Regions from separate parts of the Homo sapiens genome. Here region 1 is linked to region 2. Evidence: chromatin loops called from intact Hi-C (ENCODE). Cell type or tissue: heart left ventricle. All regions are shown on one strand. Links, peaks and the distances in the headings refer to the core of each region. The heading gives the core; the rest is flanking DNA. Region 1 has its middle 5.5 kb from the start of ESD. Region 2 overlaps HTR2A (5-hydroxytryptamine receptor 2A).

Region 1 (2,919 bases), core at 331-2,830, 91 kb before region 2:
CAATAGACAGATAAATGGATCTATCTATCTATCTATCTATCTATCTATCTATCTATCTATCTATCTACAGTCATGAGTTGCTTTATGACAGGGATGTGTTCTGAGAAATGCATTGATAGCTGATTCTGTCACTATGGGAATATCACAGGGTATACTTACACAAACCTAGATGGTATAGCCTTCTACCCACCTAGGCTACATGGTATAGTCTGTTGCTCCTAGGCTATAAACCTGTACAGCATGTTACTGTACTAAATACTCTTGGCAACTGTTACACAATGGTGTTTGTGTATCTAAACACAGCTAAATACAGAAAAGGTAGAGTAAACATGCAGTATTACAATCTTATGGGACCACTGTAGTGTATATAATAAGTTATTGACCAAAACATTGTAATGCAGCCCATGGCTGCATCTGTACACACACATGCTCAAAATATTACTGTTAAGAAACACTTGCTATGTGCCAGGCACTATGAATGAAGATGACATTATTACCAAGTTATCCCTCCAGGTTCATGAGCTACAGCTCCCTCATAATTCCATCCTATGCTGAAGCTGTATCAAGCTACTTCCCTCCTAATTATAATCTAAACACCCCATGCTCTTATACCATCATGATTTTGCACATGCTGTTCCTTTTGCCTATCCCACAACACACTTCTCACCATGCACAATTTACCTTACAAACTTACATGTTTTTCAGTTCCCAGCTCAAATGCACATTCCCCAAGGAAACTTTTTGAACTGCTTAGATAAAGCTAAGCACTCTTCAGTGCACCTTTAGCCCTTGTACAGCCACACCTCTATTGTGGCACCTAACATTGCATTGCAATTTTGAATATAAGTAAGTTTCTGAAAGGCAGGAGCTGAGTCATATCCTAGCTCTAATACTTGCAAATCGTAGGCACACAAGTGGCTTTAGAATTCATGAAAGGTTACTATGGTCTGGGTATTTGTGTCTCTCCAAAATTCATATGTGGAAATTTAATCTCTAATGTGTTGGTGTTAAGAGGTGGGGCCTTTTAGAAGTGATGAAGTGATGATAGTGGATCCCTCATGAATGGGATAAGCACTCTTATAACAGAAGCCCTTAACCGACACTGAATCTGCTGATGTCTTGATCTGAGACTTTCTAACATCCAGAACTGTGAGCAGTAAATTTCTGTTGTTTATAAATTATCTAGTCTAAGGTATTTTGGTATAGCAGCCCAGTATGACTAAGACAAAGGTTTAGTAATTATCATGTTTTCAGGATTGAAATACGTTTTTTTATTGTTTATAGAATGCAGAAGTAAATTTTTATTTTCTTTCCATAAAAGAACATAAAGGAAACAAAAGCTTAGCATATAACAGTGATGCTATCCATTTGTTAGATGGTTAACATTTTTGACAGATTATGAAATCAACATTTAAAAATATCCCTTTTGAGTTATTCAACAAAGCTGGACGCAAACATCCTTGTTTAAATTGCTAACATTATTCTCTTGTACTTTTTCCCCTAATTGCAAATTTGTTTTTACATTTCTCAGTTTAATTGATTTTCTCACAGACACATGTACTCAGTCTATTCATAGAAACATTTTCCTTAGGTTTGCATACTAATTTATTTCATAACCCAAAATAAAGTTGTTTTACAGTTTTGAAATAAAGCAATTTGCCCTTTTAATTTACAGATTAAATACTGCTTTAAATATTAAATCATAAAACGATTTTTTTGGAGGGAAGTGATGTTCTAGTTACCTACTGCTTTGTAACTAGCCACACCAGAACTTAGTGGCTTAAAGTGGCAATTGATTATTATCTCTCATGGGTCCAGGGGCTGACAGGCTTAGCTGGTGCATCTCATTTGTGGTTCTTCATCTAGTTGAAGTCAGATGGTTGGAGGTTGAATTGCTGATAGCTTCTTCAGTTTCCTATCTGGTGCCTGGGCTGGAATGGCGGGAACAACTGGAGGCTGCTGGAGCACCTTCTCTCCACCTGGCTAGCTTGGATTTCCTCACAGCATGGTAGTCTCAGGGTAGTTGGACTTCCTACATTAGGTCTGGCTGCCCCCTATCAAGCATTGCAAGAAGCCCCGGCAGAAGCTGCAACACTTCTTATGACATAGTGGGTAGGGAAAACTCTCTCTGTTTTTCCTCTACTCTCACACCACAGCAGTTGTCAACACAGAAGTCTTCTGTGACCAAATGTGTGGGTTTTGTTCCCCACACACCAAGCAGCAGACACCAGCTGGGTATCCTCTAATTTGGTTCTAACACTATCTACCTGGAGATAGTGTCAGAACCCACCGTCGCAAGTCTAGGCCTCCAGAACTTTTGACCTACCTGCTTCAAGTTGGGATCCCCATGACCTCCTCTTTGGGTTCAATTAATTTGCTGGAGTGGCTCCCAGAACTCAGGAAAACACTTACTAATGTTTACCGTTTTTTAATGAAAGACATTGCAAAGGATACAAATGAAGAGACACATAGGGTGAGGTATGGGGGAAGGGGTTAGGAGCTTCCATGCTCTCCCTGGGTGAGCCATCCTCTAGGAACTTCCACGTGTTCAGCTATCCGCAAGCCCACGAAACCCTATCCTCCTGGGCTTTTATGGACACTTCATGACTTCAGCATTTCTTCCCCCAGGGAAAGCATGGGACTCTTTCATGGGAGCGTCTTAAGACCAACAGTCAGACCAATGGGGGAAACATTAGAATGAAAGGAGGGCAGGTGGCCTGCCCCTGAGTCCTAACACACCTGATATTCTAACACAAGACTGTAACAAGGGCTGCAGGGGTTAGCCAGGAACTGTGGACAATAACCAAGAAATATCATAACACCACACATAGTCTTGGAAATCCCAGAATGTCATTTCTGCCATATTCTATTGCCCAAGCAAATCACTAAGGCCAGCCCAGAGTCCATCGGAAGGAAGCA
Region 2 (2,919 bases), core at 104-2,603:
GTGAGCAACCCTGTGCCTCCTGGAGCACATGTATCCCTATCCTATGACAATTTCCAGCTCTGGGACAGGCACAGGTGGTGGCAAAGGGCAACACAATATATTTTTAGTATTTGAAAAAAGCCCACTGGCAACTGTACTTAACTATGATAAGCTAGCACTGGCTGATGAATGCAGGGTTTGAAAATTTCTAGTGTCTGGAGTTATGTGAGTGTGGCACGGTAAGCTTGGATGGTCTCTATTTGGGGGTTCTCTTTCTTCCCCCTTACGCCTGGCAAAACATTTCTTTTGTTAATGGCTTATGTCAAAATTTGTGTTTTGGCTCCTCTTCTGGAGCACCTCTCACACTGTACTGTCAGGATTTAGTCACATATTTCTCTGGATTGTATTTCCCTAAGGTTAGTCTCACCTCTTAGTCATTATTATAACCATCCAGTCCCATACAGTGATGGCAATAAATTGCATTAGTGCAAATGACTAAATGACTAAAAATTCAGATTGTGAATATGTCTGTTTGTAAAAATGAAAAATAATGATCTAATAATGCTTTGGGTGCCAAACTCAAATTTGGGGTATGTGTAGGGAGAGCTGAAGACAAGGGTGAAGAAAAATAAAGAAAGGTGTCCTTGCTCTGAGCTTTGTTTTAGGGAGGCATTTCTCAAACTTTAGTGAGCATCAGACTCTGCCACACCTCTTAAAACACACACTGCTGGACCTCCGTCCAGAGGTTCTGATGCAGTTAGTAGGGAGCAGGCTGTAGAATTTGCATCTGAATTAGCAAGCTCCCGGGTGATGCTGATGCTGCTGGTCCAGGGACCACGCTTTGTGAATAGCTGCTTTAGGGTAGTGGCTCTCACCCCTGGCTGCACATCAGTATCAGCTGGAGAGCTTTAGAGAAGGTCCTGATGCCCATGCCAAACCCAGCCCAATTAAATCATGTTTGGAGGGTGGGCTGAGGTGGACATCAAATGTCAAAGCGTTTGCAAAGCTTTTTCCAAGCTCCCCAGACAATTCCAATGTAAGAGATACTGCAGGTCACCTGCTATATGAGGAAGGTTAGAGTGTGCTTTATGGACATAAACAAAGTGTCCTGGTTTTGTGTTTTGGAGGGGGATTAAGCAGTTATGTAAACCTTAATTAGTTTTGATCACAGTATAAGCAGCGGAGTTAGATCTGCCTGCATGTAAGAAGGAAAATTTTAAAGTCCACTTTTCTTATTACAGACCCACAAAGCCGAACAAACTCCAACGCAAACGTACACTCTCTACCAAAATGCCACAAGGGATATTTAGACAAGTAAAGGGCGTAGGTACAAGCCTAATTTACAGCCATTCACATGTATTATTTGCAAAGAGCTTGAGCCGAAAGGAAAGCCTTTTCCTTTGCAGCGCCTTATGGGGGAAGCCACGCTCTGTCTGTTCGGAACAGATGTCGGCCCTCGGAGGGGTTTCTCTGCCAGGAGGCGGCCCAGGCCTCAGTCCGTGTTTCTGATGCGGGATAAGGAGGGGGCATTTCCTTGTGGGAGAAGCCCCATGCCCCACGCCCCGTGGGCTGGGGGAGGCTGGAGGAGCAGCCTAGGGAGGGGCGGGGCTCCGGAGGGAACGGGCTGCTCTCAGAGCGGCGGCCGCCAGGGGGCGCCCTTGCTCCCCAAGCGGGTGACGCCGGGGGTCACCCCACCCTCCAGCCTCTGTTTTGGGTCCCGCTCTGTCACTCCTCCTACCCCCACTGGAGTTTGCCCCCTAGGGGAGGGGGTTTGGGAAGCGAGAATCTTCCCCGGGATGCCGGGGAAAGGGCAGGCAAATTAAATGAAATCATTCCGGTGTGGCATTTAAATGGTCAAGTGAAGGCTGGACTTGGAATGAGTGTTACTAGCTTTGTGCAAACTGGCGCCTGCTCGCCCTTGCGTACCGCCTTCCTCCTTCACATTCTCTAGGGCTGGGTTGATGTTTTTTAATCTTAGCCCCTAAGACTTGACCAGAAAATTTCCCTTTAAAGATAGCTATCATAACCTGTCTCTAAGCTCTGAGTGACTGCTGCTTGTGCCTGTGTCAGCAGTCACAATAGTCTCTCCTTTAAGGAGGTATCTGGCTGTATTACTCATAATTTGGAAAGAATATCACATTCTGGTCCCTTGCTGAGAGGTCTGACTGTTTCAAACTCTGTTGAGAAGAAAGCAAGATTAATCCCTTCCCATTTGTTTCCCACCCTCCTCCAAACCAGACTGGAGGAGTTTATGCATATGCATTTTCAAAGAGTTGAGGATATAATTCAAAGGCACATTTCCAAATTAGCTTCTCTGGGCAGGGAACAATTAAAACTGGAGTAATTCATTTATTCTAATTGAGGTTCTGCATATTTTAACATAAAACCTATTGCACCACTAATGTTCTCTCTGCAAATGTTCCAAAGTAATTGGGAAGGCTTTATCACTCCATTAAAAGTGCTGAAAACTGTGTGACAAAGATTAAAACTGTTCTGTCCTGAAGGCTGGAATATTGGTTGGGAATATAAAGAAGCAAAAATCAAGTAGATTCAGAATGATGGGTAAGTTATTGGTTTATGACTGTATGGGGTAATTTATAAAAATTTCTACATTAAATGTACATGTTTTGAAGCACAAAACTCTCCAATGATCATTTTTACACAGGATGTACGCGTTTTGAAGCACAAAACTCTCCAGTGATCACAGGTCATAGACTGTCTGATTTTTATGTGAAATCCCATTTTAAGAGTAAAATATAAGTAACATAGTAGGCTCTAGTCTATAAACAAAGACTTCTATTTATAGTTTGTTTGCCCCCTGAGCCCCATCTCATCTGCTGGTGGCATGCACATGCTCTTTATTACCAGTGCGAATATAGCTGGGAAACTAATGCCACTCACCATACAGGATGGTTAACATGGACACGGGCATGACAAGGA

What was found. A loop is a pair of places that touch in the nucleus more often than their neighbours do. Peaks named below come from ENCODE experiments on the same cell type or tissue, not always from the same donor. Only the 100,000 strongest peaks of a DNase experiment are listed, where the experiment ranks them.
Region 1: a loop joins it to region 2, with 5 times the contacts of the local background. A loop is called at or near these places in 4 of 110 quality-filtered maps.

Annotation. Positions count from the first base shown.
Region 1 is chr13:46,801,201-46,804,119 of GRCh38, forward strand. No RefSeq gene overlaps it. Among named protein-coding and RNA genes, the nearest start is that of ESD, 5.5 kb to the left of the region's middle. In heart left ventricle, for the core only: no CTCF peak of the experiment used is centred there; no DNase peak of the experiment used is centred there.
Region 2 is chr13:46,892,615-46,895,533 of GRCh38, forward strand. It overlaps HTR2A (5-hydroxytryptamine receptor 2A), which reads right to left. Exons shown (of 4, transcript NM_000621.5): 2 at 2,881-2,919. Among named protein-coding and RNA genes, the nearest start is that of HTR2A, 3.0 kb to the right of the region's middle. RefSeq lists a silencer at 1,540-1,749. In heart left ventricle, for the core only: CTCF peaks have their summits at 1,630 (motif pointing right) and 1,832; a DNase peak (open chromatin) is centred at 1,617; H3K4me3 peaks cover 1,903 bases; H3K27ac peaks cover 428 bases; H3K27me3 peaks cover 672 bases.